Linked DNA regions of Mus musculus: regions 1 and 2 are each linked to region 3. The links are chromatin loops, found by intact Hi-C in ENCODE. Cell type or tissue: left cerebral cortex. All regions are shown on one strand.

Region 1 (8,000 bases), 58 kb after region 3:
AACCTCATAAGAAGTTCTCTGGGGAGTTTCTCTCTGCGAAGTCACCACAAGCAACACTCAGCAGCACAATGTAAGGCGAACCAGTACACATGTGATGTCAGCGAAGACTAGGGAGGCAAAGCAAGGCAAACCACTTCTCGAGCTCCCACTGTCTGTGGGGTCATATTTATATTCTTTTTGAATATCACACATCCTTTCATATGTCATAGCAAAATATCCTTTCACCTGTGTGCCCCAGCAAACCATCATTCGACATAACTGACTTCCCAAAGAAACCACTTCATTGTACTTATCTATTTGTTAGAACTTACTCACATAGACACACCTGCTGAAGGAAATTCTGGGCAATCAAAGCCTTACTTAGAATGATCATGAGGTCATCTAACTATTCTATAGAAGACAGGGAGGACAAATACTGGGTACCAGCAAACACTGGCTACCAGTGGTGCAGATCTGTGGAGAAGGCTATGCTCTGCGGGCAGGGGCTAAGAGTTGGGCTGTGGCGTGTGTCTAACCACTAACCACCCTCTTGGAAATCAACTCATCTGATGGTGACCCCAGTGCACAAGGGATGTGGGCATAATGATGCTGATGCCGTGGACTGGATGGTCTCTGTTCCTCGCTCATCCTCAGCCAGAAGTTGTTCACGATCTAAGTTTGCTTTGCCTGGGAGAGGCCTCCTTTGTCCATGTGCTGAGTCACACAGTTTCCAAGGCAGATCTCAGTTCCTGATGCTGCCTGAATTTCTCTTTTGTAGAATCCTGGGATTTCTCCTTGCATTGGGCTGTTGGCCGCAAGGGACACATCTCTCCTTCAGACTTTACTTGAGCTGTGCCCCTGTGGGCAGTGCTGTAATCACCCAGCACCCAAAGCTTCCCTTTCCACTAAGGCAGGCCTCATAGTAGGTGTTTGCAACCCATTTTGCATTCAGTGCTGGGCTGAAACTCTGGAGACATAGGAGCCATCTCTATGTCTTCCCTCAGTGAGGACTTGGCCCAGAGCAGATCCCTTTGTGGATATTCTGAAGGAACACCGATGAGCAAAGGTTATCCCAACTCTAGACTTCCCATTGAATGAGAAGTTCAAATCCAAAATATGTGCTCTTGGCACCCTGGTGCTGCTTCCAGGGTATGTGGATGAATTTAGGAGACTGTGACTCAGCTGTGTAATTCTGGGTAGATTTATTTTGAAGCACCAGAAATGGCCCAGCTTACCACTTTGCATTGAGGGTGGTTCGGCTTCTGGGGCCTACTCAAAACCAGATGGAGGTAGAAAGAAGTTGGCTTAAGCTCTCTTCTTTTTCTCTCTTCCTCTGTCCTCCTCTGCCTCTACTCTCTTCTCTACTCCCCTTCCCATGCCCTAAATAAACTCGATTCTACACTACAAAAAAAAAAGAAGAAGAAGAAGTTGGCTTAAAGCAAATAGAAAAGCCACGTGCAACCCCAGAGTGTCAAGTGAACAAGTATTGTTCAAAAAAAAAAAAAAAACAACAAAAAAAAAAAAACACCAGGCTGGACACACTGTGAGTTTTAGAAATTTAGATGTCTAAATCATCTAAGTCACGATAATAAATGAAGGTCTCCAATTGTCTCTACATCTCCATGGACGCTCCTGTTTCCCAACAGTGCCTGATATGGGCTTTTAGGAGTGTTGTAAGGGGCTCTTCTTCAAGATGTGTCAAGGGAAGCCTGAGGGCCCTGCTAAGTAAGTCTGGTTCTGACATAGCTAAATCACAGGCTTATTGTCCCTTCCTTGCCTCCTCCTGGGCACAGTCTACAGGTAAAGTGGGCTTGGATGTCCCTGAGTTCGTACCTTTGCTCCCTGAAAGCAGATCTTAGTTATGGTCAGGTTCCCCAAACAGCTGGAGGGTCCTCACTACTGTGGGAGGTTCCCCTCCTGCCAAGGGGCCCTGGTCTGCCTCGTAACCCCTGTCATGGCCCCCAACTTTTTCTACCACATTTGTGCCTACAGGAAATTCCAGGCTTTTCTGGAGACCATCTTAACTACTCACAACCTTGTCCTTTGACCTGTCTGGCCTGGCTCGGCCCTAGACGAACGTAAAGTAAATAAATAGAATTCTGTTTGATCACACACAGAACATTTATCTTTCAGCAAGACGCTTCCTGAGGAAACACAGTGAAATGCTTTGGAATGAGAGACTGCTGTGTCAGTGAGGGTACGCTGTATGGAACCTCAAGGTAAGCCTCATGGGGGACCAGGCTGGGCCAGGCCTCTGCTGAGATCCCAGCTACCACATGGGCACCCCAGGCCCTACCCTTCTGCTGCAGACCTTCCAGGTCTATATCACCCTTTGGACCATCAAAGGTCCAAGCTTTCTGTAGCTGCCCAAGTTCAGGAGGGAGTGATCGTGGCAGCAAGTTCCCCCCATCCAGGAGGCACAGTCTTTCCTAGGTCTGTTGGCCAGTGTGGGGCGGGATTGTGCAGGGATACCCACATTTGGTGCTGTCTGTGGTACATCTCCTGCCTTCGCAGGAGCCTGAAGTAGGTAGGGGAATGCTAGTCCTCTTCTGGTTTGAAATGGAAACGTCTCTTCTCTAAAATGCTTGTCACAACCCTTTTATGTCTTTGTTCTTGTCTGGCCTTTGGACTCTAGAGGACAGCAGAGGTCCCAGACATTCTCTTAAGAAGCTCACAATGTCTTCTGGGAAAAGCACTTATTAAAGAGTCATGAGCTTCTCTCATAAAAGTCACACAGTAGACACCTACCCTGAGGGCCCCCTGGGCATCTTACGCTCATCACAATGAACACTGCTTCCCCTTGCTCCCAGGCTTTCTTCCACTGGGTGTCCAAATTATCCACACCTCCCCTACATCTGTCTGGTTGGCTGCTGTAACAAAATCCTCCTGAATGCAATTGTTAAACAACACATACTCATTGCCTACTATTCTAGGTCTGAAAGTTCAAGATCAACGTGTTAGCAGGTTGGCTGTCTGGCAAGGGGATTGGCTCCACACTCATAACCTGACACCTCCTAAAGCCCCACTTGATCCTAGCATGAGAGTAATGAGTGTTAGGTTTAACACACAAACTTTGGATTGGCACACATATTCAGGCCAGAGCTTGTGACCTGGTCACAGTCTGGACATATTAGCCAGCTCTCCACCATTAGAACAAAATCAGACAGGGAACTTTAAAAAGGAGAGAGGCTGCTTTGGCTCATGGTTTTGAAGTTCCATTGAATAAATGAGTGGCCTCATTGTTTAGGGTCTCTGATGGAGGCACTGGATTGGAATAGTGGGGAGCACTGAGCATAGCAAACTCCTTACATTATGAGCCAGGAAGCAAACAGCAAGACGGGAAATGGAAGATGCGGAGGTCCCATAATCCCCCCGTAAGGCACACACCCAGCGACCTAATGGTGTTCTGTTAGGCCTCACTTCCTAAAGGTTTCACCACCCCTCAATAGTGTCACCTTAAGGACAATCTTTGAACACCTGGGCCTTTGGAGACACTATACAAGTCCCCTGACCAGGCAATTTTCTGATGTTCCAGAAATGTTCTTTGTGAAAAAGCTGTTTCATTTGATACAGTTAAACTGTATCATGCATCCGACCATCCACTCATCCCATCCCACCATCCACCCATCCTACCACCCACTCATCCCATCCCACCATCCACCCATCCTAACACCCACCCATCCCATCCCACCACCCACCCATCCCACTATCCCAGATCCCTTTGAAGCTGTGTATCGTGACATGAAGAGGACTCAAGCTGTGTCTACAGGGACAGTAGCCTTTATGACTACCCCCCATACCTGCCAACAGGAGGCAGGTTAGGCTGGGCTGAAGTAGGGAGCTCTCATAAGACTTTCGATCACATTTCACCCCACACAGCAAACATCTGAACCATCCACAAGAAGAAACCCAGGCCACAACATAATGGTTGGCATAAAAAGCAGAGATCTGGGATGTGGTAAAAATCAGGCAAAATGAGCTCAGCAGGCACAATATATTTTTAGAAACTGGAGGAGCTTGAAGGACAACTAATATGTGTTCAGTAGGGAGAATAAAAGCAGTTGCACTCTCCATGGCCAGACCGCACACATTACCAGGAGTTTCTACGGCGTCTACATCACAGCAGAAGCAGTGTTAGGAGAGATGTGGCTTACACATGGCCACAGAACTGAACTCAGTCCGTCCGATGCCAGTTTCTGTCTGGGGAGGATTCCTTATTTCTATCAGCTTCCTTTTAACCAAGACAGCTAGAGTGTTCACAAACCAGTGGGCGTAGCCATTGGACAGTGTAGACTTAGCACTTACAGGGTAAGATAAGCCGTTACATGGTTTGTTAGCATTCTGGGAACCAACCATTGGGACTTTCTATCAGCTACATCTCAAGATACGTGTTGAGATCTCGGAATGAAGAAAAGAAATGAAAGAGGAGGACGTGACTGCTCCTAGGTGGAGAAGAAAGCTTATTGTAGATATGAGGGAGAGCATAGCAGAAGGCAGAGACAGAGGCGTCTGAAGCCAGAGTGAACATCACCCTGAGCCTGCTGTGTGAGGAGGAAGGGGAGGGAAGGGGAGGCCAGGAGACTAAGAAGGAGGAAGGGTAAAAAAAAAAAGGCTAAGAAAAAAAGGGGGTGCAAGTAGCCAAAATGGCTGGATTACATAGGGCAGGGCAACCCAGCCATTCAGGTTAGGGGTCAGGGTATGCCAGCCAGGAAGACCCTGTAATAGGTAGAGACTGGTGGATGCTGGGAAAATCTGGCAGCCAGGTCTGCTTGATATGGTAAATAGACATCTCAGCTGTTTCTCCTGGGTTTGGGACCTAACAATCTACTTCCTGTTTATCTTCCCACAAACATATGTGGCTCTGGAACTGGACCAGGCTGGAAGTCTGATGGTTGACGTTGCCATCCGTCCTGGTCTTGTAGGAAGGAGTGAGTGGTATGACCTTGTCAAAATCACACTTCTCACAACAGTTAGTACTACAAGAGCCTGGCATTCAGATGTATGCCCAAGTGCTCACAGTGTTGCTGCCTGTGAGCATAAGAGCTTGAAGGCGGCCACGGGGAGGGGAGTAGAACACAGTGCCCCTGTGTGCATCCAAGCAGACTCCAGCGACACTCACCTCAGGGTGTGCCCAGCCCTGCTCATCTCATGCCCTAATCCAGGGTTGCTGTGAATGCCCAGTGGTGCACTGCAGGAGTAACATGTCATTCCTGGGTTTAGGTTTCACAGAGACAGGGGCTTCCTCTTTCATTTTATTCTCCATCTCCCTCCCTCATCCCTTGCTCTGGGGGAACTGTCTTTGAGCAGCCCTGAAGGGGTCTGCACGCTGCAGAACTTAGGTAACTGCCCAGAGCTGTGCAAGGGAGCCATCTTATCTGATACACCAATCTTTAGCCCCCAGGGAAGCCTCAGATGACCGCAGTCCCTGCTCACAGCTTAGCTACGATGTCACCAGAGGCCCTGACCAGAACGACCAGCACAAGCTGGTCCAGGATTCCCAATTTCAGAAGGTGGATGAGATAAGGGACTTTTCATCTGTTCATTTTTTATTTTTGTACACACCACTAAATATGGAGACAGGAGGGGAATTTGTTACACAGCAATAGATGACCAATATGTCTCAGGCTATAAATTATGCAGTAGTGGAAGCAGTGGAATAAGTCTGTGTGTGCTGATAAGGAACAGGTACTAAAATGTGTTGCTAAGAGAAAATAAATACAAACTGCAGGAAAACACAGATATCTTTTAATAATCTAAAACCCCATTACTGGCAGAGAGAGGTGTCTCAGTGGTTAAAAACACTTACTGCTTTTCCAGAAGACATGGATTCCATTTCTAGCTAACTGCCACCTGTAACTCCAGTTCCAGGGCATCCGACACCTTCAGGCAGGCACCAAACATGCACATGGTACACAGATATACATGCAGGCAAGACTCTTCTGCACATAAAATAAGCCTTAAAAATGTTTAATAAGTCTTAAAAAAAAACCACTGCTTACTGTATTCATGTATTTACATGCACGAATCTACCTGTGGTAAATAGCTCATTTTGTAGTGACTGTTGTGGTATGCGATTAATCCACTCTATATTTTCTGGCGGGTGTGCACACTTCTCCCTACCACCCCAGTGTTCTGGATCCCCAAAAAGAAAAACACACATACACAGCCTTATATTTTAAATGCCTTAAACAGCTCAATGACTTGGCCTCTCCCTAACTCCATGTGGCTTACACCCACTCTCCTCTGATATTTCTGAGTTAATACATACTAAATCTACATTTCATCTTTGCTGCCCTGGACCCTGCTTGTTGAGGTTCCCTGTTTCATGTGCTTCCTCGAGGTAAACTCGATATGGAGTTTATGGAGAGCCATCTTTGTCTATGTGGCTTCGAGGAGGTTGTCATCCACTCTGGGGTTGGACCCTGCTGGGCAGTCCTCCTGGGGCCATCCCCGCTCCCTCCCTACATGTCCTCTGTCTCTCCCTCCTGCAACTTCCCTGCGTGGTTCGTCTCCTATGCCCTCATCATAGAACAATCCCCTCTCCATCCTTCTTCAGTCCCTTCCTAGGGATCCTAGAAGTCCCGCCTCTGTCTCCTTGTCCAGCCATTGGCTGCTGGTAACTTTACTGAGCAGTCAAAACCCAACTGGGGACAGGCTTCCTTTAGTCCTATGTGGGGGACACCGTAGACAGGTTTTTGGGGTAACATAATTAGCAGAAGAACACAAGCCGCCACTACATGTACCAACTGTTAACATTAGTGCTTCTCTCAGCAAGAGAAAAAGAATGCAAAGGGGAATTTTTAATTTCTGTTCACTATACTATAGAGATGATATATACATAATGAAAACTTGTGTTGTGATGACGTCATGTAATTTTTATGCAACAGAAACGTTCTTAAAGCAACGAGGTTAGGGTACATGATCACTGGAATCTCTTTGAACTTTGATGTCTTATTGGTCTATTAAGATGGTCATGTGACCACAAAGGAAAGGAATGAAATCACATTCATCACGCTATGGACAAAAGGAGGTTTGGTGAAGCAGGCTTTGACAGTGATGCAGGAGGTGTGGGGTGGGGAATGGATCCCCTCATACCTGCTGCTGAGGAGCGACTGGAGAATCATTTAGGGGAGCTGTCTGGGCTGAGGATAGGGTAGTGACCTAAAATGAAACCTAATATCTCCACTTCCACTTGGCCATGGGCTACCTCCACTCAAAGGCATTCACTTTTAAATATAAGAATGTACTAGAAAAAAAATAAAGCTATGTTTATTAAGGGAAAACCTGTGTTGTAAGACTTACTATGCTGTACTCAAGATAGCATGACCCAGACTTTCAAGAACAAAATCTCTGAAATATCCTATGTATCCATAGATAACTAAGTTAATGTATTTTCATTCCACAAAATATCCCAAAACTACTAAAATATTCAAGCTACACTTAGCAAGTCATGAACAATGTAGAGAAACAGTTTAAGATTTTTTTAAAGAAAAAACGCTTATTGCTTAATGTCACATATTACTTGACATCATCAACAGACACTGTCCCGTTTTCTAATGTTTCTAGGGATGGAAAAGACTGGAGAAAGGGAAAAGCATAATATTGAGGGATTAATTATGAGGGGGCCTAGCCTTTAGCCATGCTGCTGTGATCTGGCGAGATACTGACAAAGCAGCAGTGAGCTGGATGTAAGAAATGTATACACTATTCATGAGTCATCAAAAATTAATTTAGGAAGAGCTGCTTCCCCATTCTAAGAGACACATGACAGAATGAGTGGACACATGGGGATTTTAAGAGCTGCCCCTCTCAACTCTGGGTGGCTGAGCATCAGCTTCAGAATGGCCTTAGAAAGTAACAGCTGGTCCCACCACAGCAGGGTGGGGTGTGTGTGTGTGTGTGTGTGTGTGTGTGTGTGTGTGTTCTGGTACAACTAGCACTGGCTCTGTTCCTGGCCCTGGTGACTTGGCTGACCAGGAAGTTCCAGTGAGCAATCATGGCTGAGGAGCCCTGATGGAGGA
Region 2 (8,000 bases), 290 kb after region 3:
GAATCGATCTACGGAAGACTAACTAAGTAAATGTAATAATGCGTGTGGCCTGTGGGTATAGAAAACAAATGGTAATCAGTATTTAAAGGGAGGTTTGGGGAGCAAAATGTCCAGGAGAGAAAGCAGGCTTTCCCAATGGGGAGAAGGCCAGGCAGACCCTGAGGCACAGACAGGGTCCAGGTAAGAAGGGAATCCAGATGCAGGATGGAGGTCCTAAGAGGCCAAGGGTATATAGGATCTGGCCCAAGTTGATTCTTCTGTGACAGAGGATGTCTACTGCCTTTCAACACTCCCTCACGCTGTTGTCTAGACCACAATCCTCACCCTCTCTCCTTCCCACAAGTGCTCCATGCCTCTACAGGGCCCTGGATGTACAGGTCAGGCCCCAAGGTGAGCTTCCATTGAAGAAAGCAGATGAGGTGGGGCTGACAGTGAGAACCTGTCCACATGGAGAACTTGACCCAGAGTGACAGAAGTCAGCGCTGTGCAGAAGTTTCTTCTCAAGCGGTCCTTCAGGGGCCATGCTATACAGGGACACAGCCTCTTTGCACTCTGCTGACCCCTGGCCTCAGGGCCCACCTGGAGGGAAAGAAAACAGCTCCCAACGTGTCAGCCTACATGTCTTCATCAGAGACTTCACTTTGCACCTTCCCTTACCTGTGCTTTCTGGGTCGTGACTCAGTTTTCCTTTTTCGTCCCTTTTGTCCTGCGGACGTGAAATCTATCACGTCCCCCATGTTCCACAGGCTAGAAAAGCAATTCAAATGGGAGAAAAAGTCAGGGAGAATGTGTTGTGAGTAAGCAGTCCATGTGACATTTCAGAGCCTGGACGTGGCTCTGGCTGATCTGACCCGAGGTGCCGACAAAGTGACACAGGTAAAGGCTCCATGTCTCTGCATCTGAGGCCATCAATCTAGACCCTGCTGGCAGCACTGGCTTCCCTCGAAAAAAACATTTCAAAAAGAAAAGGTCACAGTTATTTGTCTCTCCGTGTGAATGAATTCACAAAGGTCTTGGCAGCGGCTGTAACCCTTCCAGAACAAGCCCTCGAAGCTCTGTCAGGCTTTCCAAGGCAAATCCCCAGATCTGAACCCAGCCATCAGTATGGTCCCCTGCGAGTCACCTGCCCCCTACCCCAAAGCTTAACAAGAGGCACCAGCACTCTGTGAGTTTGTACTGTGGGGGAGTTGGAGTCTGGCCTTTTCACTTACTAGTGTGTGACCTTGGGCTCCATATAGACCATCCCTGAACCTTTCTAGTATGTGAAGCAAGCTTACTGGATAATTACAAACAATAAAATAGACTTAAGCAAAAGAATAAAATCCTCCAGTCATTAGTGTTGTGGTTGGAACTGGACAATGTCATGTTAAGTGAAATAAGCCGGGCACAGAAAGACAAACACTTTGTGGTCTCACTCCTGTATGGGGGCCACAAAAGTACTGTGTCATAGGGCTCTTAAGGAAACCAAGTGGAATAGCAAAATTAGAACACTTACTATGGCACCTGGCAAGATGTTCAGAAGTGAAATACACTTGGTGCTCTTGCAGAAGACTGGTACCCACAGTCATCTGAAACTCCAGATCCAGTGAGTCTAACACCTTCTTCTGGCCTTTGCAGGTGCACACACACTCACCAGTACACACACACACACACACACACACACACACACACACACACACGTCTAATTTAAAACTTTAAAAATCCTTTTTAAAAAAGAATATTTGATACAGTTCTTGACACATAATAAATGTCAATGCAAACTGGATATAATGTCCGTCACGGATAAAATAATCCCGAAACCTAGTTGTTTGGGTTGAATTTTGCCATATCACTAAATCATTGAACTCTAAAACCTGGTTTGAGACAACATAAATGCTTTATTGTTTTGCACAATCCTGAGGGTCATCTGTCCTTTGATGGACAGACAGTTCTTCTGTGGTGCCTCTTACAGTTAGTTACCACGAGAAAACAGCTGAGGGGTGGAGTTGTGTGAAGACCCTTCTGGCGAGCTCCTCTCAAATGACTACTCACTCACTTGATCCAGGCCTCGCTTGGGATAGCTTGAGCAGCTGGAGAGAAGCGGGGCATCTTCTTTCATATGGCCTTTCACATGATTGATTGGCTTGGGTTTCCTCACAGCTTGGTAGTCTTCAAGAAGTCAGACATCTCCTGGATTCTCTTAACATCTAAGCATCTAAGAGCTTGTAAGCTCTAGGGCATCTGGCCCTAGCTTCAGAAATCTCACAGCATTACTTACAATCACTTAGGGCCATCCCTGATCCCATATGGAAGAAAGATACAAGAGGGTGTGGGTGGCAAAACAAGTCCACAGGGACAGTCTTGGAGACCAGAAGGGACATATGGCTGCCTGTAGGGCCTATCAGCACATCAAAGTCCACACTGGTCTACAGTCTCCCTCAGCATCACAAGTACCAGGCACACATTTTAAAGTCCATGGTAGCTAGCACCCTCATCCCTCTCACCTTCTCCCCTACCCTAAACTCCCTCCTGCTCATGGGCTTCCCTCCCACAGCTACTCATCCTTCTTAAAATCCAGCTATTCCCACCATACACACATTCTCCATCTCCCACTCAGACTTTGTCTGTCTGTCTGTCTGTCTGTCTGTCGTCTCTTTCTCTCTTCTCTATTTTGCTATCTCACCATCTCCACTATACTCTCTCACTGTCTTCCTTCCCTAGGCCTGACCATGTTCAATCTGCTTCCTTCTCTCTCTGCTCTGGATTTTTCCAGATGCCTCTGGCTGTTCTCTTCTTGTATCTACAATGAAAGCCTTAACCATATAATGGAGTGGTCGTGTTATCAGTTTCTTTCCTGCATACACCCTCGCATACAACCATCATCTACAAAGGTCCCATGTGCTTATCTGTACAATGGAGAGAAAGACATGCTCCACAGACCGTGGGGGAGGACTAAGGTCACTACATATGGATAGGTCTAGTATAGTACTGGGAAGCATGTAAGCTCTCCTGTCCCAAGCAAGAAGAGATGCTCACACAGCCCTCTTAGCCTTTGCTGGAGGGACCACCCTAAGTCCAGGCTGCTGTCACTCTTCCTGTCTCTCAGCTCTGTGTGTGTTCTCCTGTAAGTTTAGTTCAGCTCCAACACCTGCTGGCTGAGTGGCTGGCACTGAATAAGTAATGGATTGTTCAGAAACAGAGTTGTCAACTCAGGCTGCCTCGCCAGGCTCCTTGAATGGATCTTTTGCTAAATCTGGAATGAGTTATTTAAAAATTAAAGAAAAAAGGGCTTGAGCTACCTGAGCTGAGAAATTTCCCAGATGCTTTTGTGTTCTGCTGGCCTGCGTTCTTTGAAAGCCAGCAGGAACCCCACACATGATCATTTGGGATTTAATAGAAATTACTAGCCAGCTGGAGAGAATTCAGATGACAAGTTACTGGGGACAATTTTAACGCTGTATTCAGGGCACCAGAGAAAACCACTTAGCTCTCAGCGGCTAGCTCTGTCCTATATATCATTGTCCCCAGTGCGGGTCTGACGGGAAGGAGATGCCAGAGTAGGAATGGGGAAGGTATCTGTGGCTCTGTTTATGCCTGGCCCTGAGCCCCTCTCTGCTGACCCTCCTTCCCGTGGTTCAGCTTCTAGACCATGCAGGTGCAATGCCACATCTCACACTCTATCAGTGCTCTGAGCTCAGTCCACACACCCACTGTCCACCGGACAGCTTTCTCTGGACATCCTTCAGTTACTTCCCCAAGTATGTCGAAGGCTCACTGCCCACCCTCCAGACTCTCACCTCCTACACATGCCTTGTCCTGCACCAGTCTCCACAGTTCCTGCTGAAGCTCACACATCCAACCCGTTCCCACTTTCATCACTTCACTAACACAATTGTCTTTAGATTAAGCATCTAGTCTGCACCCCACTCCATAACTGTTATACCCCCATCACATCATACCCTGGGTCCTTACTCAGTCTGTCAACTTTCCTCCTCGGATTTGGATGCACTTAGCACCCAAGGACACGTGAGCCAGTGCCTTAGGTTTTCTCTGTCTCTGTCTATTGGTCTCTCTGTCTTTCTGTCTCTGTCACTATTTCTATCACTATCTCTCTTTCTGTCTGCCTGTGACTGTCTCTGTCACTATTTCCATCTCTATCTCTTTATCTGTCTGTCTCTGTCTCTCTCTCTCTGTCCCTCTCCCTCCCTTCTGCCCTCCCTCTCCCACTCTGTGTCCACTTCTATGTATCTATTTCTGTCTCTATACCCTGTTCCCCAACTGGATGCAACTGTATGTAAATTACTTTCTCTTGTTACTGTGGCAACATACCTGCTGAAAGCAACTCAAGGAAGGAAGGTTGGCTTTGGCTCGCAGTCTGAGGGTACAGTCCATCATGATGGGAAAGCACCTGGTTACATTGCACCCACAATTAGGAAGCAAAGAAAAATTAATGCTGGTGTTCCGCTGGCTTCCTGCATCTTTCATTTTTATTTCGTCCAGTCGACTGGATAGTGCTGCCCATGTTCATTAAACTTCTCTGAAAACCCTGCTCAAGCACAGCAAGAGGCGTGTCTCCTATGAGATTCCTAGTCAAATTGACAGTGAAGATTAACTAGCCATCACAGGTCCACTCTTTGTCACTTTGACACCAAACACATCACTGTGTTTGTTTGTTTGTTTGTTTGTTTTTGAGACAGGGTTTCTCTGTATAGCCCGTCCTGGAACTCATTCTGTAGACCAGGCTGGTCTCAAACTCAGGAATCCTCCTGCCTCTGCCTCCCAAGTGCTGGGATTAAAGGCATGCGCCACCACTGCCTGGCCAAACACATCACTTTTATCCACAGCAACACACAAACTGCTGGTTTGGCCTCTGTAGAGAATCCTGAATGAATGAAGAGGGAGTTTCCCTGCTCCCCTCCTCCTCCTTCAGGAGGAAGCAGGAGTCTTGGTAGATGAACACCTGTGACCCAACCAAGGCTACCAAGGGACCCAAGTCCAGTTGCTCATAAACCTTCTAGGCTGCTCCCCACAGGCACCCACTATCATGCAATCATGCAATTGCATGAAACTTCATCCTTTGGATGTCAGAGCTTCTCACACTAGAGACATCTCCTCACAGAGAAGGCTCCAGCTCAGAGTCACAGAGGCCAGTAGGATGTGGGTAATAACTAACATTTGCTACCAGATACTGTTCTGCAGGCTTTCTTCACCATAACCCTAGGAAGTAGGCTCTGCTAATACCCCACCCCTGGCCAACGAGGAAACGGAAGCACTATGAGATTAACACCTTGACCTCGAGCTCACTCTGTGTACTCTTCCCACGTGTACATGGGCTCTGCGTTGGTAAATAGAGCCAACTGTCACTAGCTGTGCCGTTTAAGTGAGGAAGTAAAACCCAAAGAGATCAAATAGTACCATAAGATCATGTAGCTAATGGCAGCGGAGTCCGAGTCATCCTCCAAGCCCTCTGACCACAACCCAAGCCCTTTCAAGCCAGTGACACCAGTTGCCACCTATGTTTGTTGCAGAGGGCAGTATGGTGTGTGTGAGCTGCTGTGGGGACTCAGTCTTCCTGCTCTTTACAAACCTACTGACCCCTCTGGCCACATCTCATGGTAATTATTGTCATTAATCACCACATCGCAATGGTAATTACACGTGTGTGGGCAAAGGCTGCCAAGGGCTTTCATAGGCTCACATCTCAAGGTAAGACAGGACAGGACAGTACAGAACACTCTCTTTCCACTGCGGCTATTCCTCCGTTGATGCTGAGACTGGGTGTAGAAGCTAACACTTACCAAGTACCTCCCTCGCTTCAAGGCGCTGCTTGAGGTGGCAACTTGATTCTCACCGTGATTCTCTGTGATGACATCATTTCATTCATTCTTATAGATGGCAAAACTGAGCGCACAGCATGCCCAGTGTGAGGTGAGACCCTATGAAGAGCAGATCCTCCCAGAGAGTTCTTGAAACGTTTCACACTGTCTCTTTCCCATCCTTCCTGGAATCCTCTAAGCTTCCAGTCACTTCAGCCTACATGCCTCATAAGGAACAGACCTGAGGCTCCCAGATTAAAGTACCTAGGCTTGGTTTTCTCAGTTCACTGTAGGAAAAGACAACAGAATAATGAATCCTGATAGAAGCAGAGGGACTTCTGGCCCTCCCAGGTGCCTGTCTTAAAATGAGAGACCAAGAGGCTATGCAACCCAGAACTGAGGCCCTTAGGGTTATCTCCCCGGGCTTTGATCACTGCTCCTACCCCAATATTCTCAGGCCTCCAAGCCACAAACTCAGAGACCAGCTATCACCACTTCATGCCCCACAGGTCTGACCTGGACAGACAGATGCACCTGCCAGGTTTCTAGAAAATGGTGCAGCCCTCCTACCCCAGCTCACAGTTCTTTCTTCCTTGCAAGCATCCATTCCCTTCACCCCCTTTCATAGCCCTCTTTATTAAAAAAAACAAAAAACAAAAAACAAAACTAAAAACTTTAATCAGCATTAGAGCTAAGCAGATATCTACCTTTTAAGCTATTAGAATCCACTTGCCCATCAATAACCCAAAGTTGTAATTTTCCATGTTCCATCTGGGCTGCACTTAACTCAGTGGGCCAGTCCTCCCCTCTCCCTCTCCCTCCCCCTCCCCTCCCCCTCCCCTCCCCCTCTCCCTCCCTCTCTCTACTTTGCTTTGTTTTGTTTCACCTTTGGAAGAAAACTTCTTCTTAAATTGACTGTGTTCTTGTTCTTCAAGACAAGACCTGAGGCTGGGGATGTAAACTGAGCTAATAGAGTTCTTCTCTAGTATGCAGAAAGCCCAGAATTTGACTCCAGACATCACTTAAGCTAGGTGTGGTAATGCATGCTTGGAATTCCAGCACTTGGAAGAGGGTAGAGAATCAGAAGTTCAAGGTCATCTTTGGCTACATAAAGAGTTTGAAGCCATCCAAGAAGTGGGGGTGGGGGAGATAAAAGCTGAGAAGAAACTTTCACCCAGTAACAGATGAATAGATGAATGAATGAGATAACAGTAATACTGAGCAGTATTTTAATGATGAGTTTGTTGGGATTCAGACCCAGGACAAATAGCCAAGGTGCATATTTTACACACCAAGTCTGACCTGGCCACCAGGCTCTCCCAGCATCCCTCAGTCCCTACCTGTTACAGAGCATACCCCACCCTCTTCCCTGAAGCTGCCCCTCCCCCAGAAGCTCTTCCCTATATAATCCAGACATTTTGGTCGCTCTCTCCCTATGTGCCTGTGGTTTCAGTTGTTTTCTCCATAGTTCAGGTCTAACCACTGAGCTTCTCTATCTAGCCCCTTGGAGTGCCCCAGGTCTAGCCTCTCACCCTTTCACACACACACACACACACACACACACACACACACACACACACACTTGTATCTTCTTTTGGAGAAAAGCAGCCTATGCTCTCTCCCTCCCTTGCACACCTTTCCCAGGTCTCCCCCTGCCTCAGCACCAACCATCCTTCTCCCTTCTGAGTTCTACTCATCTCCCAAGTCCCCCCCCCCACACACACACACGCACCTTGCCTTTGCCCTTGTAGAGGCAAGTGGGGGCTACAACAGAAGGGATAAAGCAGCTTGGGTGGTCAGGAGTCCTTGGTCCATGCCTCTTCATGGATTCCACCCCCATAACAGCAGGTAGTATATACTGTATCTCATTGCCATTCTGTAACAATAAGCATCATCTCTGTTCTCAGCTACAGACTCCAACTCCAGCTGATTAAAAACAGACACGCATTAGAAGGCAAGATTCATGCTGGCTGAAAGACCAGAGCACTCAAATCAATGTCTAATCTCTGGGCCTGTATTTTCCATTGTGGCTGCTATAGGATAGTTGGATTCCCTAGTCACTAGCTCTCCTCTCAAGACATGACCGACCGTGCAAACCTAAGGCTTGGATTCTATGTTCTATTTCCTGATAAAAATATAAGTGAGGTAGGTTGCAAGCAGCAGAGTTCCACAGCTCTTAAACAACACTAAAGTCTGTGGTTGTCC
Region 3 (8,000 bases):
TGTGAAGCTCTTAGGTACACAGTCCTGCCTAGGTTTATTGGATAACTTTTTCTGAGTTGTGGTGGTTTGAAAGACAGTGTCCCCAGAGGCTTAGACATTTGAACCTTTGGTCCTCAGCTGGTGGCACTGTTTGGTGAGGTGGTGTGGCCTGGCTGGAAGAAGCACGTGCCAGGGGAGTGTTTTGAGAGTTCACAACCTGGTCACATGCCCAGTTTTCTCTCTGCCTGATGCTTGTGGTTGAAGATGTGACTGATCTTCTTACAGCGTCCTGCTTCTGGCACTGTGTTCCGTGTTTCCCACAGCTATGACAGACTCTTAATCCATATGGAGCCGTGAACCAAAACACTCTTTCTTCCACAGTTGCTTTTGGGCATGCGTTTTATCACAGTAACATAAAGGTAGCTAATGCATTGAATTTTTCTTTTTCTTTTTTTTTTTTTTTTTTTAGACACAGATCCCTTCTGTCCCATGACATTTAAGGCTCTAGGACCTGTGGAGTCAAAGAGCCACAGGCTTTTGAAGGACTATCTGATTTGTGTGCTCTTGGTTACATCCAGGCCAGCAACCAGCACCTAGAAGCCTTACTCTCCAGCAGTGAGCATGCCAGTGTCCAGAAAGGCAGGCTGTGGGCTTCCTGCCGTGGGTTCTGGTGTTTTAAGACATGGTTTGCAGCCCTGCCTTGAAATCTAGTATCATGCTTAATTGGTCTCAGAACTATCAGCTCACCAAGCCACCTGTCACCGGAAACTTGAGCAGTGCTGCGAGTCCATTAATAATTCAGCTGACGAGTGTCTTCAGACACAGACAGCCCTTACGCCTCTGCGCTCACTCATCTTCATCTGCCTCCAGAGGAGTCACAGAGAGTTCTCTGTTACAGAGATGCTAATGATTCCAGCAGTAGTGGTACCTCATGCTCTCCCAGAATCCCCTAAACCTCAGCAGTTGGAAGAGGAATGACTGATATAGACCAGTCCCACTCTAATTGCATTAGCCCCCTTGGAAGGTGGTGGGTTTGGAGGGCGGGTCAGCCAGTGACCTGTTTGTGGTTGAAGAGGCAATGTCTACCTTCAGCTGAGGCAGTCCTGGGGAGTGGGTGCCACTGGCAAGTGTCAGGCAGCTTTTGCTCTAGAGAGTAGAGGCTTGTGTACTGAGCAGCGGGGATCTATTCTTTCCTTACCTTTAGCATTGTTCAGCACTCGGGAAGAAGAAAGGCTTTTACAGTTTGTCTCACATATTTTGGTGGAACTTGTTCGAGCTGACTGGATCTGGTCCTCAGTCCCATCCAGTAGAATGATGGACTGTCACCTCTAAATGAGAATGTAGACAGCTTCCAGCCCAGCAGCCAGCCCAGCTCCTTTTTCTTTCTTTTTTTTTTTTTTAAGATTTATTTATTTATTATATGTAAGTACACTGTAGCTGTCTTCAGACACACCAGAAGAGGGAGTCAGATCTCGTTAGGGATGGTTGTAAGCCACCATGTGGTTGCTGGGATTTGAACTCGGGACCTTCGGAAAAGCAGTCGGGTGCTCTTACCTGCTGAGCCATCTCCCCAGCTCCCCAGCTCCTTTCTCATTGATCGAGAGTGAGAAGATAGAGTCAAGGTCTCCCTCCTCCTCCTCCTCCTCCTCCTCCTCCTCCTCTTCCTCTTCCTCCTCCTTCTCCTCCTCCTCCTCCTCCTCCTCCTCCTCCTCTTCCTCCTCCTTCTCCTCCTTCTCCTCCTCCTCCTCCTCCTCCTCCTCTTCCTCCTCCTTCTCCTCCTCCTCCTCCTCCTCCTCCTCCTCCTCCTCCTCCTCCTCCTCCTCCTCCTCCTCCTCCTCCTCCTCCATGGTCTTTTGTAGAGCTAGGGAGATGCTGAGCTCCTGACTCAGCCCCAGATCCTGCCTCTGACACCAACTGTTCTTATTTCCCTGGTGCCATGATGCCGGGGAGCGTGTCTGCCCAGGTTAGCATGCTCATGAGGCGTCTAGTCAGGTTCCTTACACCCTGTCAGTCGTCAGTCATGTAAGATAAAGACTTCCTCCTTAAGCTTTTCTGGGCAACTTTGTGGGGTTTGGTACTGGCAGTTGCCTCTTCAAATTCTCCAGATCTTCCTGTGGAATCGAGCATGGTCTTTAGAGAAGGATTGGAGAAACCAACCCTTCTCATCCCTCTGTAGCCTTCATCCCTGTTATGTTACAGAGTGCCAAGCATGGGACAGTCTGCGGCTAGTCACTGATCTGAGATCCGCCATTCTCATACTACATGCATACTAAAATAAATAAACAAACACATACAAGAGGCACAGGTGGTCTGAGCTGGGAATGGTGTGGTCTCTAGGCCTTTAGCCCCCCAAAGGAGAGGCTCAGAGCTCTGGAAGAATAATTCACAGCCATCAAACTGTGACCCAGCCTCCAGCACCTGCCACAAAGCTGCTCAGACACTTACCCAGGAGCAGTGGCAGAGCAGGAGCAGGTAGTGTGACTGCAGGTCAGAGAAGTGAGTCCATGGGGCACAGTGAGGGACATGTGCGGGCTGTGCCAGGCACGCCTTGACCTCCACTCTCTCCAGTCACAAGAGCTGCTCGGAGCTGGCCCCATCCTGCCCCTCAGCACCCGGAGCCTTGACAAGGGGATCCAGAGCATCCTGAAGGGAGTGAGCCTAAGGCAGTAGGTATCAAGGGCTTCTTCCATGGGCACTGCTTGTGGACCCAGGCCCATTAGGAGAAACACTGTTGGGATAGTGGTCGGAGCGCCACAGATGCCTATAGCATATGTAACATTGCTAGGTGTCCATGCTCAGCACTTCCTATGTAGGTGCACTTCTTCACAGCTAGTACAGAATTGATATTAACATTGCCCCATTTTCCTGATGAGAAAATAAAGACATGGGTTATACATACACCCTCCTAAGACCAGCCCAAGTCCCTGATAAGGTAGAGCCAGGACTCCAGGCAGGGCCAAGACTCTGTATCAAGCTTGTCTCAGGCTGGTAGAGGCCCTGAAGCAGCAGAGAGGGCAGATGTTGGGGCTCCCCTCCCCGGGAGTATGGGACTGACCTTCGCTGGTCATGGTTCAGTCCTCCCATGAGCGGATCATTCTGTCCTTGGGGCCTTGATGTTTGCCTTAGAAATCTAAACTTTTCACTTTCTGAAAGAAGAGAGACCGACCATGTGAGTGTTGACTGGAACATGAGCCTAGAGAAGCTGCCAGCGCCCCAGTCCTCCGGCAGGAATCCTGCAGGCGCAGCAGGAACTTCCCACCCTGAGGGTCTGAGAGCCAGGGACAGAGCCTGCTGCCACAGTTGTCCCTAAGCAGCCTGCTGGCCAGCCAATGACCCCTCCCGTCTTTTCTCCTTCAGCTGGGGCCCTTGCCTTGTTGTTGCAACTGCAGAGCAGGCTCCCTAGCTATTGTTCTTGGAAGCTTCCAGTGCTCTGAGGACCTCTGAGAAAAGAACAAACAGCTAGGAAAACACAGGAGAGTTTAAAAGTGTTTGTGAGTTCTGTGCTGCGCGGAACAAAAGAGGCATTCGCTAGACTCAGCAGTGTTCTAGGGTAGTGAGGATGAAGCAGCCCTTTGAGGTCTGCTCATGGGCTCTGCTCCGTGGTGGCTGGAGACGCTGCTTGTGTCCGGTGCCTGGCACCTACCCGGGAGAGGGGGCTGGGAGCTGCCTTGGATCTCAGTGCCTTCAATCCTCACCCGGTTCCCAGCTCCCTCCTTTCATCTCACTAGAAGGAAGTCAGTGCCATCGTCCAGTCCCGGCTGTTTGATGCCAGCAACCCAGCCACCCGGCTCTCACAGAACACCTCTAATTGCCTGTGTTCAGCAGAAATAATGAGATCATATTTACAGAGAATCCTATGGTTCCACTAGTGATGATGTGGCTCTCCTTGCTGGATAGTTTGTCTCTCTTATTACATAGGTGTTGTCTCTGTTTTATCAAAACAACTGAGACTGCAAGGTGGGAACTGGCATTGTGGGCCTGCCAGCAACGCCTTGAAGAAGAGCTACAACTCCTCAGATGGCACTGCAGTGAGGGGACTGAGACTGGACGCCTCATCTCCACCACCAGGGACCCACTGTCATCCTTGTCTAGGAAAGTCTCCATGCCCAGCCTCTTGCCTGCTGAATGGGCTTAAGTCACTGAGGTTCCCAACTCCCTTTCCAGCCTCCGGGGTGTAGCCCTGAAGGCCTAGGCCAGTCTGTGAAGGTGCTCGCCTGCCCAGTCCTGGGTGCTGGCCTGCAGCGCCTCAGCAGTGGTTGTAAAGGAGCTGCCTTCTGCCTGTCTTCTGGGGGCCAGCACGCTTGCATCAGGCCGTTCCTCCTTGTGTCTTTCCTATGAGTCATGGCTGTGCAGACTCAGTGGTGGTGTGGTGTAGCATGGACCATAAAGCATTATTTCTCCAGGAAGATCTGTGTTGGGGATGAAAACAGCCTTGGTCCTTGGTGCCAGAGAAGGGTGGGAGGGAGTCCTGGCTGGATGCAGCTGTATCCATCCATGGTCTGTGACAGCAGTTGGGGGGTAGTCAGCTTTCTTCAAAGGATGGGCTTTTCCATTGAGGTTTCAGACAGGCCTTTAGGACTGTCCTTGCCCACTCCACACAATCCCATGACTCCTGCACACTTTTGGGGGTGGCATGAGTGTTCCTTGAGGAGTGTGCCTGCATCCTGTCCAAATGGCTATTTCTCTAAGAAGGAGCAGCTGCCCTGGAGGAGGTACCCAGCATCTGCCTGTGGGAAGAATAGTGCTGTTGAGCTAAGATGAGAAAGCCGAGGTAGTAGAATCGCTGTGCCTGTTCGGGGAGGCGGGGAGGGAGAGCGAGAGCGCCTTGCAAGCATTCCCTGAAAGTAGGTTCCTGAGGAGAGAGTTCAGCAGTGAGAGAAGGAACTCTCTTGAGGACACAGTTTCCAGAAAATAGATGAGTTGTCAGATCAGAGGAAACTCCTCCCCACAGTTTCCAGTGTCACTCTTAGGAGACAGGGGCACAGAGGCTAGAGAGCATCTCCCTGAGTACTGTGGCCCTGGGTGGCCATCCTTATACACTGAAGCCTCTAATTAGTGCTTTTCCCTATGGCCTGTAACAGTGGCTGCCCGTGAGAACTGGGTCCAGCAGAAACCTCAGAGTGGGAGAAGTCAGGGACCCCTGTGTTTGCTGCTTTGGCTTCCACGTGCAGATGCTGCTGGCGTAGGGGTACAGTGGTTGCTGTTGGAAGTGCTGACTGAGGACATCTGCGCTGTCAGGGCTGTGGCTCTTCCTTCCAGATGCTCATGTGAGAGGAGAGAACATAGGAGGGATGACATCTCATGTCTGGAATCAGGAGAACCTTGCAGACAGTGGAAGCAGTTGGCAAAGAGCAACTGCCTTCGTGGAGTGTGAGGGGCTGGGGAGCAGATGCCTTCGTCTCCTGTTGTCTGGAAGCCCCTTCCCTTCTTCCCATCCACATAACTCATTATAAGAATTATTTACCATCTACAGCCAATCATTTAAAAACACACAACGCACTCGTGCAAGCTCCTTTAAAGTAACTCAGCTGGAGTCACATTAATCACTCACTGTCCCTGAGAGTTGCCTTGCTGGCTCATCGATACTTCATGAAACATCTCCGGAGTGAGCAGGCACACCTCATATTTCATTCTTATTTATTCTATAGTAAGGTAGTCTATATTTTATTCAGTCATTCTTATTTCCGTGGGCATTCACTTTGCTTCTGGTTTTTTATTTAATGTATAAGTAATGCCATTATTTATAAATGTGCTTGTGTGTCTTTGTGAATTACTGTTTTTATTTCCCAGGGGTAGATTCCATAGAATATTGAGCTGAAGGGTAGGTAGATTTATAATTTTGATAGGTGTTTCCAGATTGTTCATCCCATAGACCATAATAATTTTCCTTTATATTAGCAGTCTATACAACCACCTCTTTCCTGCCCACTCGAGCTCGGCTGTCATTGTCTGGTTGTGCTGGCCTGATGTGTGGGCAGTAACACCTCATTGCTCTGTAGATTTCCAGTTGCCTGACTCCAGTGAATCTCTGCATCCTTTCCTAAGACTATCTGCTGCTTGAGTTGTTTGTCCGCAGATCACCTGCTGTGTCTTTTCTCTTTCTTTCCCAGCATTCCTAGGGTGAGAAGAAGCCTCTGGGCCAGGTGTGTAGTCAAGAATGTGTAGTCAAGATACAGATCTATAGCTTGGGTAGTGACAGATCGGAGGTTCTATGCCGCTCTGTCTTAAGGATCTGTGACATTTGAGCTCATTGAAACTTGTGTCTAGTTCTCATCTTCATTATGGAGCATGCAAAGTTCTTCCGGCATGGTAACTAACACACACATTTCTTGCTTCTGACATGGGTGTGTAACACATAGGCTTTGGGAGATAAATGCATATCAGGTGCTAGAGAATTCCTAGTCAGCAGTCTGGGTCGGGGAGTAGAGCCTGGGGCAAGAATTGGTTTTGAGTGCCCCATCCTGAGTGCTCATTGCTGAGTGCCCCATCCAGAGTGCTCATTGCTGAGTGCCCCATCCAGAGTGCTCATTGCTGAGTGCCCCATCCAGAGTGCTCACTGCTGAGTGCCCCATCCTCTTCTTTTCCTCAGATCCCAGCCAGCACTGTGTGCAGAACAGATGCCCCACATCTGTGAGCCTTATGACATGCAGGATATGAAGAGAACTTGAGTCTGGCGTCAGGAGGTGCAGGAATCTTTTCCCAGCTCTCCAGGCAGAGGTCATCCTTGGGACCTCAGACCCTCCCTCCATCATGGGTGCACAAACGTGGCTCTGGTTTTAGGGAGAGCCAGTCTGGCTGGCTGTATTCTTGGGTCTACCGGCAGAAGGTGGCACACTATAAAGCTTCCCTTGAGAGGTTTGGACTGGGTGAGCTTTCAGGATAAGTCGCCACCCTTACAGAACGGAATGCAGAGATGGTTCCCCAGCAGATTTTTATCTCACTCTGTTAATTGACTCTTGGAGTGTTCGTGGAATTTCACTCCCTTGGGCCTGGCTCTCGAGGCCTCATGGCCTGGCGCCGACTCTGCAGTCTGGAGCCAAGTTGGACAAAGACTCGCTGCTCCTCAGGCTGTGCCCAGTGGTCATGTTACTATCTTTGCTTGTGCTATTCTGGCCGCTAAGGCTCCTTACTGGCTCTTGGCTGCCTTTCACAGCAGCTCAGGATACAGTCAGGGCTGCCTACAGTCCTCTTCGAGTGTGCATAGTCATCGTTGGGTCCCTGCCTGCCTTGTCATTGAGTCTTGGGGACATAGTGTAGTGTTCCTTCCAAGGAAACTCTAGGTCTGTAGTTTGTTCAGTAAATGATTAGAAAGTGAAGCAGAAAGTTAAATAAAAGGTAAGTACGTGTGTGTGGCCAAATCAGTGAGAGAGAGAGAGAGAGAGAGAGAGAGAGAGAGAGAGAGAGAGAGAGAGAGAGAGAGAGAGAGAGGCTTCACAAACACAGCATCAGCGCTGGGGGTAAGACATGGGTGCTGGGGCTTCACAGCCTGCCCTTGAATCCATTCTCCACTGCCACGTAATGCTGAGGCTTTGACAGGCTGTCTTTGTACTTCAGTTTCCACATCGGTCAGGTAGGAGTCAGGATGATACCCTCTTGTAGAAAAATTGAAAATTAAAATGTGTAAGAACCTCTGAACAAGTCTCAGCACATAGCAAGTGTTAATGTCCCTTAGCAGACCAGCTATTCCAGGAGAAATTACATCGACTTCTTACAGACTTGTCAGAAGTGGAGAAAGAAGTGGGGTTGTCAGAGCCCCAGCTGTAAATTCACCTCTGTTTAGATCCTGTGTGTCTAGTCAGACAGAGGTTCTCTCGGGAAGATTCTACCCTTACTATGGCAAGAGAAAATATCAGGAAGTCCCATGGACCAAGAACCAACTTTGGCCAGACCCTGCGTGAGGGCACCTGAGAGCTCTTTCTCAGCAACCCCCAGATGTGTTCCCATCATACAGGAAGCAAGGCTCAAAAGGGACCAGTCCCTTTTCCAGGATGTTAGATCAGACTCCAAAACTCATGCTCTGC

Evidence for each region. A loop is a pair of places that touch in the nucleus more often than their neighbours do. Peaks named below come from ENCODE experiments on the same cell type or tissue, not always from the same donor. Only the 100,000 strongest peaks of a DNase experiment are listed, where the experiment ranks them.
Region 1: a loop joins it to region 3, with 2.3 times the contacts of the local background. A loop is called at or near these places in 2 of 42 quality-filtered maps.
Region 2: it touches region 3 in a loop (2.7-fold over the local background); 2 of 42 quality-filtered maps call a loop at or near these places.

The regions. Positions count from the first base shown.
Region 1 is chr16:30,922,559-30,930,558 of GRCm38, reverse strand. It overlaps Gm46565 (a long non-coding RNA gene), which reads left to right. Exons shown (of 3, transcript XR_001781996.1): 2 at 2,113-2,198. Among named protein-coding and RNA genes, the nearest start is that of Gm46565, 26 kb to the left of the region's middle. In left cerebral cortex, no CTCF peak of the experiment used is centred here; DNase peaks (open chromatin) are centred at 733, 1,206, 3,964 and 4,197; H3K27ac peaks cover 1,454 bases.
Region 2 is chr16:30,693,182-30,701,181 of GRCm38, reverse strand. No RefSeq gene overlaps it. Among named protein-coding and RNA genes, the nearest start is that of Gm33502, 96 kb to the left of the region's middle. In left cerebral cortex, no CTCF peak of the experiment used is centred here; DNase peaks (open chromatin) are centred at 2,337, 3,192 and 3,768.
Region 3 is chr16:30,980,608-30,988,607 of GRCm38, reverse strand. All of the region lies in intron 3 of Xxylt1 (xyloside xylosyltransferase 1), which reads left to right. Among named protein-coding and RNA genes, the nearest start is that of Gm15742, 8.1 kb to the right of the region's middle. In left cerebral cortex, CTCF peaks have their summits at 3,256 and 4,031; DNase peaks (open chromatin) are centred at 3,568, 4,699, 5,173, 7,054 and 1 more place; H3K27ac peaks cover 4,384 bases.